Regions from separate parts of the Homo sapiens genome. Here regions 2 and 3 are each linked to region 1. Evidence: read pairs that join two places in POLR2A ChIA-PET (ENCODE). Cell type or tissue: PC-3. All regions are shown on one strand. Region 1 holds the start of LOC105369529 (a long non-coding RNA gene). Region 2 overlaps LOC124902770 (a long non-coding RNA gene). Region 3 has its middle 140 kb from the start of THY1.

Region 1 (4,000 bases):
CACTCCCTACTGTTCACTCTGTGTCCGGACAGTGTACACACTTCATCTGGATCCCAATCTGACAGCGTACACTATCCTCACCACTGAACACCACCAACCCCTCACCTGACCACATCTGCTGTGCTCCTCACTTGCCAATGCCGGGCCCACCTGCCCACCATGCTGCACACACTGCTCCGAGCATGGTGTGAGTGAAAGCACCCAGCCTGGCCCCTGGTCCATGGAAGTTGCCCACACAATAGTGATGATGGGAACCATTGCTCAGACAGTGCTCACGCTGTGCCAAATGCTTTCTGGGGGCTTCACTCCCAATCCCAGGGCATCCCACAGCTTCCCTGGAAGGCAGGTCCTCTTCCTGCTCCCATGGACCAGACAGGGCTACTGAGGCACAGAGAAGCCAGGCAACTTTCAGAGGCACCTGCTGTCCTGTGCTCCTGGGGAGCCCCCTCTGAGCCCACCATTGCTCATTTCATGGAAGGGCTGCCCATCTCCTATTTGAGACAGGACTTTTACCAGCGCTGGGCCCTGGCCTATGGTGGGAGGGATTGTGTTTTGTTCTCTGCTTTCCTTTCCATCAGACCTTGTCCTCGGGGTGGTAAGGTGGGGTGAGGAACCCAGGTGCCAACTCCTCCATCACTGAGCTGGGTCAGGAGGTTGGGGGTCTCCAGCTGTTCCCTGACCTTGGACTTCACTCAGGAGTTCTCCAGGGATGAGAAAGGTGCTTCGGACAGACCCCCAGTCCACTCTCTTGGACTCTTCCTCACAGCTCAGATCTGCTTGCCAAATCCAGCCTCCTAAGAGGCCTTTGGGGCTGTGGGATCTGCCAGCCTGTGTTTCCTGGGCTCTTGGGCTCTGCATCGTCAGAGAGTGTGAGGGTCGAGTTTCTGCCATTACAGTGGGCCTGCTTTCTCTGTTTTCCACTCTCTCACCACCTTATTTAGTGGCTGCTGGCTTCTCTCCAGACTTTTTTCCAGAGATGGGGCCAAATCTCCATCCTCATCTCCTTAGGTCCTCTTTTCCATCTCTGGTGATGGTATTTTCCATGCTATGGCATTTCCGGCCGTTTGCTGGTGGGGCAAATGCTACTGAGAACAACTCTGAATCTCCCTGCCTGGAGAGTCCAGGAATGTGGTGGTGGGGGCGGGGAGGCCAGGGATTCAAGGACTCTCTGGGAAGCTCTGTGGCTCTTGCCCCATGCCTTCCCCACCCTCCGGGCACCTTTTCCAGGAAAGCCAGGGAAGCTCTATCTGCCATCGGATCCACTTCCCCGGGTGCCTGCAGGAGGTCCCCTGTTAGCACTTCCTTGGCCCGGTGGGGCGTTCAGAAGGTGTGCCGCATGGTGTTGCATGTGCCCAGGTGCTCATGACTCCTGGCTGATGGGACTCCCATTCCTAGAGGTTTGTGGCATCCTCACCTTGACTATTCTTTTGGGCTCCGCAAGGTGATGGCCAGAGAAAGGGGTGGGACTCTGCATTCAAAACCCAGTGGTAGTGGGGAGATCTGGAGCAATCCAAGGCTCTCTTGGATGCTTTGTTCTGTCAGGTGGAGATCATCCACCTATTGTCCATGCTAGAAGGGGCTTTGAGTGTCCTACAGGACAGCCCAGCAGAACAGAGGCTTGGCTGGATGGGATTGGCCTTAGCTTCATGCCTCTCCTTTTGTCTCTATTGTGGCTGCTTTTCAGAGAAGGGCATTTCCCCACATGAAAGGTGAGTATGGGAGTGAAAGCTAATGTCCCAGTGTGCTACTGATACAACCTCTTCCTAAACCACCCCAGACCCCAACAGTCTGTGTCCTCTTCCTGAGCAGGGGTCCCTACAACCTCTTCTTCCACTCTACACTGCCTTCCTCTCCAGCCTTCTCCTTCCCCAGAGCCCCTGGGTAAAAGTCTCCGTCTTGCCAAAACTGCAGAATGCCTTCCCTTTCCCATAAACAGGTTTTATAGCTGTGCCTGCCCAGACGGAGTCCACGCCGGCGGCAACCCTGGCTGCTGCTTGCAACACAGCCCTACGTCATGCCATAGAAACGCTGCACACTGTTACTGCCACGAGACACTCCCTGGGCTGGGCTGGGCTGAGCTGGGCTGGATCCCCTTCCTTTCTCTTCCCATTGTCCCCAGGTCCACTGAAAAGGGCAAGCACCCTGTAAATGAGTTTCCCTCCTGCTCTTGCTGGGTGGAGGAGATAGGCAGAGGTTTAGCCCTTAAAAAGACATGGCTAGGATATCCAGCCCTAGTGGCCTGAGAATACAGCAAGATGGTATTTAACTTACTGCTAGATCCTTGGCGACTGGCATGGTGCCTGGCATATCCGAGGTCCTGATGAATGTTTGCTGAATGAAGAGCTGAATAGATGAGTGATGAGCCCTGGCTGCGAGTGTGCCCCCTGAGTGGAGCCGCTCCCTGGTTCTCTGGTTCTCTTCCATCTCCTCCCCCTGACTTCTCCAATCCTGGCTCTTTCTCTGCAGACGGAGCTGTCATTGCAAAAGGAGCAGCTGCAGCTCAAGATCATTGAGATTGAGGATGAAGCTGAGAAGTGGCAGAAGGAGAAGGACCGCATCAAGGTGAGCAGCCCCCAAGCTCACCTTGCTGCTCCCTTACCCGACCTGGCCTGCCTGGAAAGACGCAGGCCTTGGCTCCCATTTGAGTCCCAGGCCCACGTAGACATCCCAATATGTTTCTTCTGGCTTCTCCCACCTCCTCTGACATTCTCACCAACTCCCCTTCTCAGTCTGAGCCAGGCACTCAGGTGGGATCCTGTCTGTGACCTAATGCCCATTTCATATTATCCCAGCAAGTAAAGACCCCAGACTTTCCTCCAGTGTGTCTTCCAATGTCCTCCAATGTCTGTTCTGCCCACAAGACTCCCCAGCCACCAAATACACACCATTTCTTCTCTACTTATGCCATTTTGGCTAAATGTATGTCTGCCATGGTTTGGGTAATTGCAAACCACAATCTGAAATCACTGCCTGCTTGACCCTGACTACATACACAGCCAGCATACACATTCATTTTCTGAATACACATTTCTACATATACATTCATTTTCTGAATAATGTTTGGTTCTGGTTAGGGTTTCAGGGAGCATATTGTGACCCATGGGAGAACTTTGGGGCCCACAGGGAATGATGGCTCATATCAACCCACCAAGAGGAAGGAGCCACAGGTAGATAAGAAGCGTGGACTGTGAACAAACCTGGCTATCTCTGTCAGTAGGTGGCATCCCTCAGTGATGCCTTTGAATGAGATTCTTGGCCAAATAGGCTTGCCAGGTTGGGGCAGTGGGAATGCCCTGATCCTGTGCTGGAAACCTAAAGACATACCCGACTAGGGTGATTTCTTTCCCTAACTAAAGCCCTGCCTAATCTCTTCCCTGACTCTGGACCTCCAGAGCTTCACCACCAATGAGAAGGCCATCCTGGAGCAGAACTTCCGGGACCTGGTGCGGGACCTGGAGAAGCAAAAGGAGGAAGTGAGGGCTGCGCTGGAGCAGCGGGAGCAGGATGCTGTGGACCAAGTGAAGGTGATCATGGATGCTCTGGATGAGAGAGCCAAGGTGCTGCATGAGGACAAGCAGACCCGGGAGCAGCTGCATAGCATCAGCGACTCTGTGTTGTTTCTGCAGGTAACAAGCCACTCCTCTGTCACTCAAGCCCTCGATTTCACAATCCACTTTTTGAGACCCCCCTCCAACATCCATCCATCCACCTATCCACTTATCCACCTATTCGTCTATCTGTTCATCCACCATCCAGCCATCCAACCATCCATCCATTCATCCATCTATCCAAGCGCCATTCTCTCTGTTTAATTTTTTAAATCCAATCCATTTCTTTACCTACTCTCAAGATGGCAAACAAATATCACCTTTTACCAACTTCAATTGATATGTGCTAGCAGTGCTCTGGGCTCAGTAGGAAAGAGTTGTGAGATCAGTGAATCGGGTAGAGGGGGAGTGGTGTAGGAGTGCTGCATATTTGTTATCTTGGATCTAGTCCG
Region 2 (4,000 bases), 550 kb after region 1:
CCTGATGCATTCAGCAAGTCACCATGTAATTGCCCAGTGGGTTCTTTCTGCCTGCTGCACAGACAAAACCCATTCACTGATACTGTGGTATTATAGTAAAGAATTTAATTAATGATAGGCCAGCCACATGGGAGAACTGGAGATTGCTCAAATCAATCTCCTTGAAGGCTTGGAGGTTAGAATTGTTCAAGGATAGTTTGGTGGGCAGGGAACTAAGGAATGGGTGCTGCTGATTGGCCAGGGATGCAATCACAGTGGGAAACTGTCCTCATCCACTGTGTCTGCCTCTGTTTGGGGTGAGGGCACAGGACTGGTTGAGTCGTGAATCATTAAGTCCAGGTGGGCTCAGTTGGTTGCCAGAATGCAGAAGTCTGAGATACATCTCAGAAGACTAATCTTAGATTCTGGGATCGGTAGTGGTGGTATCTGTAGGAGCAATGGGGAAGTCACAAAACTTGTGACCTCTAGCCACAACAATTCCTTAGCAATAAGAGATGATGGAAACTATGCCCTACATTTTTTTTTGTTTTTTTTTGAGACGGAGTCTCACTCTGTCACCCAGGCTGGAGTACAGTGGTGCAATCTCAGCTCACTGCAACCTCCACCTCCCAGGTTCAAGTGATTCTCCTGCCTCAGCCTCCCAAGTAGCTGGGACTACAGGCATGAGCCACCATGCCCGGCTAATTTTTTTTTTTTTTGTATTTTTAGTACAGACAGGGTTTCACCCCGCTGGCCAGGCTGGTCTCAAACTCCTTACCTCGTAAACTGCTGCCTCAGCCTCCCAAAGTGATGGGATTACAGGCATGAGCCAACGTGCCCGGCCCCGCCCTACATTTAAGCAGAATTCAGGCCCCTTCTATATTTGTAATCTTGTGGCCTTCCATTGGTCTTACAAAGGCAGTTTCAGCCCCCTAACAAGGAGGGGATCAGTTTTAGAGAGGGACTATTATCATCCTTTCTTCAAAGTTAAACTGTAAACTAAATTCCTCCCATGGTTAGCTTGGCCTATGCCCAGGAATGAGTGAGGACAGCCAGCCTGGGGGGCTAGAAGCAAGAGGGAGTCAGCCTTGCTAGACTTCTCTCACTGTCATAATCTTTGCAAAGGCAATTTTAAATATGCCCAAGACACCAGACTGCAGCAGAGAAAGAGGTTTAATTGTAGGGCCACCAAACAAGGAGACAGGAGGAAACCTCAAATCCGACTCTCTGAGGAGTTTGGGGATAGTGTCTTTAAGGGTTTTGGAGTGTGCCAAAGTGTGGAGATTGTTGATTGGTCAAAGAGTGCAGGTTGGAGCCATAAGACAGGCAGGTGAAGAAACTGTATTCTCATATTGATTCTGTTCTTCTCTGGGGGTCTTCAAACTGGTTGGCATAAGCTGTCTTACTGGAATTGGGGATCTGAAAGACATTGTAAGCAATTTTTAAATGAGAGCCCTGTGATTCTAATGTCAGAGATCCTATCTAGCTTAAACAAAAGTCTTGTGGTTCTAACATCAGAAATCCTATCTATAGGAACCATGGGGATGCAAACGGCCAGTATCTATCTAGTCCTACCATGACTGTTGGTTACAAGGAAGCTGGTCAAAGTGCGGCCTGATTAATGCTTAATCATAACCATATTTCTGTTCAGAATTCTTGTTAACCCTGTGAAGACAGCTTCAATGTCACAGAGCTGCCTGTAGGAATGAACGCCTTACACTTCAGACCTGGCCCTCTTCACCTGCCCTTTCCATGCTGCCAACAGGGCCTTCCAGTGGCAGCGGTGACCAGTCACTGGGAAAGCCCAGCTGAGTCAATGTTTGCTGGCTAACTGCAGAAGGAATGATGAACTGGTCCCCATGAATGGAGAGGTCCAACACAAAGCTATGCTAATTTTTCATAAGCTCTGCCTGCCGCCTTTTATATATCAACCTGAAATGTAATTATCTTTATGGCTGGTGGAGTAAATCACCAGTATGTGTCAAAGAGATTTGCTTCTGTGTTTTATTACGTAATATATTAGCTCTACAGTTTTAAGATGTCATTACTTGGCTAATCGCATGAAACGTTTTTGTGAGCAAACAGTGATGCTGGCGGGAGCTGGGGCCAGAGACGCATGGCTAAATCCTTCAGAGAAATGCTGAGAGGCCTCGGGGGATCACCTTGTCCAACCCCCTGCCTCCAGGCTTAGAGAGCTCTAGACAGGCAGGAGTTCTGCACTATCTGAGGGGCTTTGAGAGGTAGAAGACAAAGAACAGCCAACGATGAATGGGGGACATCTGGATGACCCAACAATTTTTTTCCTGAGTGTATCCAACAGAAATGCATGCTATGGCCACCAAAGGACATGCACAAGAGTGTTCATAGTGGCTTATTCCTAATAGCAAAAAACTAGAAACAACCGAAATATCGTCAACAACTGAATGGAGAAAATAATTATGGCATATTTCCTGTAGTCCCCGTTACTTGGGAGGCTGAGGCAGGAGGATCCCTTGAGCCCAGGAGTTCAGGCCACTGCATTCCAGCCTGGGCAACAGAATGAGACCCCATCTCAAAAAATAGAATTATGGCATATTTATACAATGGAATACTACATAGCAATCAAAAAAGAAAAACCATCAATAATTGATGAACTATTGACGCATGGGTGACCCTCACAGACTTGATGTCCCCCTCCCTCTTGGAGACACAGCAGCTGTTTTGGTGGATTAGGTCACCTGATTCACCCACTTACTGGGCTCTTCCGGAGCTCCTGGAATGTCCTCCTTCTCCAGTCCCAGAGGCGGATCTGAATTTCTCAGGGTGAATTCCCTACAACATCCTCTTTAGGTTTATTCTCTCCTTTCTCCTCCACTACCTCCTCTAAATCAGCATCTTCATCAACAAACTCATTTTGTTTTTGCACCTAACAGTGGTGTGTGTTCAAACTTTCTTCTCTGGCTGTGAGTCTGGTGGACAAAGGCAGCATGGTGTAATAGAAATAACACAGGCACTGCAATGAAACCCACCTGGCTTTGAATCCTAGCTCTACTGCTTTTTGTTCTGTCATCTTAGATCACTTAAACTCAGTCAGCCTCAATTTCCACACCTGCAAAATGGAATATCTTCTTTGCAGTGGGAAGTGAGAAAACATGAGTTTTGTTTGTTTGTTTTGTTTTGTTTTTGTTTTTGTTTTGAGACAGTCTCACTCTGTCGACAGGCTGGAGTGCAGTGGCACAATTTCGGCTCATTGTAGACTCCGCCTCCCAGATTCAAGCAATCCTCCCACCTCAGCCTCCTCAGTAGCTGGGACTACAGGCGCACGCCGCTATGCCCAGCTAATTTTTGTACTTTTAGTAGAGATGGGGTTTCACCATGTTGGCTAGGCTGGTCTTGAACTCCTAGCCTCAAGTGATCCACCTGCCTCAGCCTCCCAAAGTGCATGGATTACAGAGGTGAGCACTGCGCCCCGCCAACATGAGCATTTTACTTGGTGCCTAACATGTTTTCTTGCATTATTCATACGATTATTCAACAAACATTAACTGAACTTCTACACTGTGCCAAAGACCATACTAGGAGCTGGCACACAACATTGTCACGGTCTATATTTGTGTTTTTGCAGACTTGGTATCTGAGATCTGAGGGTTCACATTCTGACTTCTCTTTTGGGAGCCACCCTTCCGTCACTTGCAGCTCAGGTGGTTCACCCTCCACCCTACCTGCTAGTTCAGGATAGTGCATCCCCCTGGCCACAGAGATTGGTTCTGGGATAGGCTCATATTCCAGATTGTTTCCATGAGATTCAGCCCTGGAACTTTGGCTGACGCTACTGAGAAAGAGGTGATCCTTTTCCATCAAGCATGATGAGCTGGTCAAATGGAGCCCTAGATCTGCTGAGAGATTTTCTTGCCACCTCTCTAGGAGAGTGTGCCTAAGGATAAAGACAATGAAGAAAGCTGGGCGACAAAGAAGGAAAGGTCCTCCATAGCCTCATTTGAGCACCCAGATCCAGCCACACAAGGACTGAATTGGGTTTCTG
Region 3 (4,000 bases), 570 kb after region 1:
TCTTCTGCTAGCTTTGGTGTTGGTTTTCCCTTGGTTCTCTAGTTCTTTTAGTTGTGATGTTAGATTGTTAAATTGAGATCTTTCTAACTTTTTGGTGTGGGCATTTAATGCTATAAATTTCCCTCTTAACACTGCCTTAGCTGTGTCCCAGAGATTCTAGTATGTTTTATCTTTGTTCTTATTAGCTTCAAATAATTTCTCAATTTCTGCCTTCATTTCGTTATTTACCCAAAAGTCATTCAGGAGCATATTATTCAATTGTCATATTATTGTATGGTTTTGAACAATTTTCTTAGAATTGATCTCTAATTTTATTGCACTGTGGTCTGTGAGAGTGGTTGTTATGATTTCAGTTCTTTTGCATTTACTGAAGAGTGTATTGTGTGTGATTGTGTGGTTAATTTTAGCATATATGCTATGTGGTGATGAGAAGAATGTATATTCTGTTGTTTTGGACTGGAGAGTTTTATAGATGTCTTTCAGGTCTATTTGATCCAGTGCTGAGTTCAGGTTCTGAATATCTTTGTTAATTTTCTGCCTTGATGATTTGTCTAATACTGTCAGTGGGGTGTTGAAGTCTTCCACTATTATTGTGTGAAAGTCTAAGTCTCTTTGAAGGTCTCTAAGAACATGCTTTATGAATCTGGGTGCTCCTGTGTTGGGTGCACATATATTTAGGATAGTTAGGTCTTCTTATTGAATTGAACCCTTTACAATTATGTAATGCCTTTCTTTGTATTTTTTTATCTTTGTTGGCTTAAAGTCTGTTTTGTCTAAAATTAGGATTGCAACCCCTGTTTTTTCCTGTTTTTCATTTGCTTGGTAGACTTTTCTCCATCCCTTTATTTTGAGCCTATTGCTGTCATCAAATGTGAGATGGGTCTCTTGAAGACAGCATACTAATCAGTCTTGGTTCTTTATCCAATTTGCCACTCTGTGCCTTTTAATTGGGGCATTTAGTCTGTTTACATTCAAGGTTAGTATTGATATGTGTGGATTAGATCCTGTCATCATGATGTTAGCTGGTTATTATGTAGACTTGTTTGCGTGGTCACATTATAGTGTCACTGGTCTGTGTACTTAAATGTGTTTTTGTAGAAGCTAGTAACGGTCTTTCCGTATTTAGTGATTCCTTGAGGAGCTCCTGTAAAGCAGGTCTGGTGGTAATGAATTCTCTCAGCATTTGTTTGTCTGAAAAGAATCTTATTTCTCCTTTCCTTATTAGGTTAGTTTGGCCAGATATGAAGTTTTGAGTTGGACTTTCTGTTTTTTAAGAATGTTGAGGCTGGGCATGGTGGCTCACACCTGTAATCCCAGCACCTTGGGAGGTCGAGGTGGGCAGATCACTTGAGCTCAGGAGTTCAAGACCAGCCTGGGCAACATGGCAAAACCCTGCCTCTACAAAAAGTACAAAAAATTAACTGGGCATGATGGTGTGTGCCTGTAATTCCAGCTACTCAGAAGCCTGATGTGGGAGGATGCCTTGAGCCCAGGAGTTTGAAGCTACAGTGATCCACTGACTCTGTTGAAATGAGAAAGAAGAAAGAGAAAGAAAGAAAGAAAGAAAGAAAGAAAGAAAGAAAGAAAGAAAGAAAGAAAGAAAGAAAGAAAGAGAAAGAAAGAAAGAAAGAAGGAAAGAAAAGGGAGGGGAGGGGAGGGGAAGGAAAAAGAGGAAGGGAGGAAGGGAGGGAGGGAGGGAGGATGGAAGGAAGGAAGGAAGTTAGGAAGGAAAGAAGGAAGAAAGGAAGGAAGAGAGGGAAAGAGAGAGAGAAAGAATGAGCTTCAAAGAAAAGCTGTAGTTGTTTTGGACTGTGCCCTCAGACTCCCCCACTGCAATGATCACCTTTGGGGTATTCATATTCACCCCCATGTGGGGGAAGGGTTCCCAAGAAGGAAAATTTGAAGGTGATTTCCCAGATTCAAGAGCTCAGCTGTTGGAACCTGCTGGGCCTCCCGGACATCTCCTCAGCTGCAAAGGCTCTTGAGTGTCCTGAGGTAGGTGGGGCTGGCTGGGGACTGCACAGAGGAAGAGCTCACCTGCCCTCCAGGCCCTGAGCCCCAGCCCCGCAGACCCACTAGCCTTCTGCGTCTGGTCTTCCGGTTTGTGTCAAAGGGCCACAGGTCCCAGCCATATTTGGCCCAAGTGCCAGCAGGACACTCTCCTTCAAATGTCACCAGGACTTCTTCCCAGGTGTAGTGGGAAAGAAAAGCTTTCCCTTCACCTTTGGAAGGTTCACTAAAAGATCAGCTCACAAAAGGCAGATTAATTGGAGAAAAGACATACAATGTTATTTGATCATAGTTTTATGTGACACAAGAGCCTTCAGAATGAAGACCCAGCCCCACGATGGGGTGCAGAAGCTTATCTACTGCCTTGAGGACGAGGGAAGGCTGGGCTGCATCAATGCAGATTCTCTGCAGATGCAAATCTCTCCCCAAAAGACAGCTTTGCAGATCCACTTCTGTTTGCTGGCCCTCTGACACCCAACTCGAAATATGTCTAAGAAAAATATCTTGATTTCTTTTCCAGGAGAGGGAGTGGGAAATTAGGGGAGGGCAGGGGCCAGGCTAGAAGAGGAGCTGTTCTTTCCTAGGATGAGGGATAGGGAGAGGAACTTCCCCAAGGTCCTCTGAATTAGGGGAAGCAAGGGAAGTCCCGTCCCCAACATGGGTGTCCCCAAGTTTCTGCCAGGGGGATATGCCTCAGCCTTTGCTAGCTCTGAGCCCCGTCCTGGCCTGCCCCAGGGCTCAGGGCAAGACCCAGGGCAGGTGCAGTGGTGACGGCCACAGGTCTCCCTCCTCGAGGGCCCACTCCAGCTGCTCCTCTCACCAGGCCTGTGTTGCAGGGAGGCCGCTCTGAAATGGTGCTGGGTTCTGAAGTTAATAAATGTTGACATTTAGCAAGTGGGAGCTGTAGGGGTGTTTTATTGGTGTTAACGTGATGTTTGCAGGATTAGCGACTCCCCAAATTGTTCTCTGGAATAGAGCAAGTGAAGGCAGAATGGATCTCCTCTCCCCCACCACTCAACTTAGGATTTGATTAAAAGCTCCTTCCCACTGGTAGAGACAGGATTGAATTAGTGGGCTCTTTTCCTGTGCCTGAGGTCTAGGAAGGGAGGCCTCAGGAAGGGGATGCTTGTTCTCTCTGCCCTGCTTCCTTGGCATCCCTTCCTGGGAGCCATGGGTGCCCAAGCATGATACCCCAAACTTCTGTCTGTACACCCTCGCCTCCCTCACACCTGAGTTCCAGAAGCTTCTTCAGAGAGGAAGGGTCTCAGGAGGCCTGGCTGGCTTACATTTCTCTGGCCTGACCACAAAGAAAGAACCCTGTGGAGACATGTGGGGGCTGCAGGAGCAGCAAGGGGCCTGTGAGGTTGTCCAGCTCTTGGCAACTCAAGGTTAGCAACTTGAGGGCTCTAAGCAGGCCCCAGGAAACTCAGCCACTCTCATGGGGCTTGCAGTTTTGGTGATGCTCTCCCTCATATTTAAAGACTTTCCAGCCAGGCCCTCCCCATGCCCCAGCCTGTCCCTTTCTGGTCAGGACAGCACCTCCTCAGACCCTGGCTTACCCCTTGGTGCTGCCCTTGTGTCTAGCTGTGTTCTCCCATTTGGGCTCACCAGGTGCCCAGGCTTATCCTTGGGCCCCTGGCTGAGTCTCCTCTGAGCATCACCCTCCGTCACCTCCATGCTGGGTCCTCTAGGGAGGACCATCCACAGCCTTTCCTGAAGGCCAAGCTCTAGGCCTGCTCAGGTCTGCCATGAGGAGCCCCATCCCCACCTTGGAGGGATGTCTGTGTGTGTGTGTGTGTGTGTGTGTGTGTGTGTGTGTGTGTGTGTGTGTGAATGTAGCCACAGGTGCGTGCACACGCATGATGATGCACGTACTTCAACATATGTATCAGCTCTCAGCTTTCTAGATACTGGAGACCAGTCCCAAGAGGGTCCAGAACCCAGTCCTGCTGTGCCTCAGTGCAGCCTGTGTCATGCCTCTGATGGCTAC

What was found. ChIA-PET counts read pairs that join two places held together with the same protein. Peaks named below come from ENCODE experiments on the same cell type or tissue, not always from the same donor. Only the 100,000 strongest peaks of a DNase experiment are listed, where the experiment ranks them.
Region 2: POLR2A ChIA-PET joins it to region 1 with 5 read pairs; 2 of 35 experiments call an interaction of 5 or more read pairs at or near these places.
Region 3: POLR2A ChIA-PET joins it to region 1 with 5 read pairs; 2 of 35 experiments call an interaction of 5 or more read pairs at or near these places.

What each region holds. Positions count from the first base shown.
Region 1 is chr11:120,126,962-120,130,961 of GRCh38, reverse strand. It overlaps TRIM29 (tripartite motif containing 29), which reads left to right. Exons shown (of 9, transcript NM_012101.4): 2 at 2,467-2,562; 3 at 3,393-3,626. LOC105369529 (a long non-coding RNA gene) reads right to left here and starts at 2,468. Exons shown (of 3, transcript XR_948100.3): 1 at 2,272-2,468. In PC-3, no CTCF peak of the experiment used is centred here; DNase peaks (open chromatin) are centred at 1,991 and 2,281; H3K4me3 peaks cover 362 bases; H3K27ac peaks cover 1,838 bases.
Region 2 is chr11:119,576,691-119,580,690 of GRCh38, reverse strand. LOC124902770 (a long non-coding RNA gene) reads right to left here. Exons shown (of 2, transcript XR_007062918.1): 1 at 3,681-4,000; 2 at 1,135-1,398. It overlaps LOC107984398 (a long non-coding RNA gene), which reads left to right. Exons shown (of 2, transcript XR_001748412.2): 2 at 1-1,967. Among named protein-coding and RNA genes, the nearest start is that of NECTIN1-AS1, 130 kb to the left of the region's middle. In PC-3, no CTCF peak of the experiment used is centred here; a DNase peak (open chromatin) is centred at 1,670; H3K27ac peaks cover 1,868 bases.
Region 3 is chr11:119,559,231-119,563,230 of GRCh38, reverse strand. No RefSeq gene overlaps it. Among named protein-coding and RNA genes, the nearest start is that of THY1, 140 kb to the right of the region's middle. RefSeq lists enhancers at 2,285-2,785, 2,786-3,286. In PC-3, no CTCF peak of the experiment used is centred here; no DNase peak of the experiment used is centred here; H3K27me3 peaks cover 342 bases.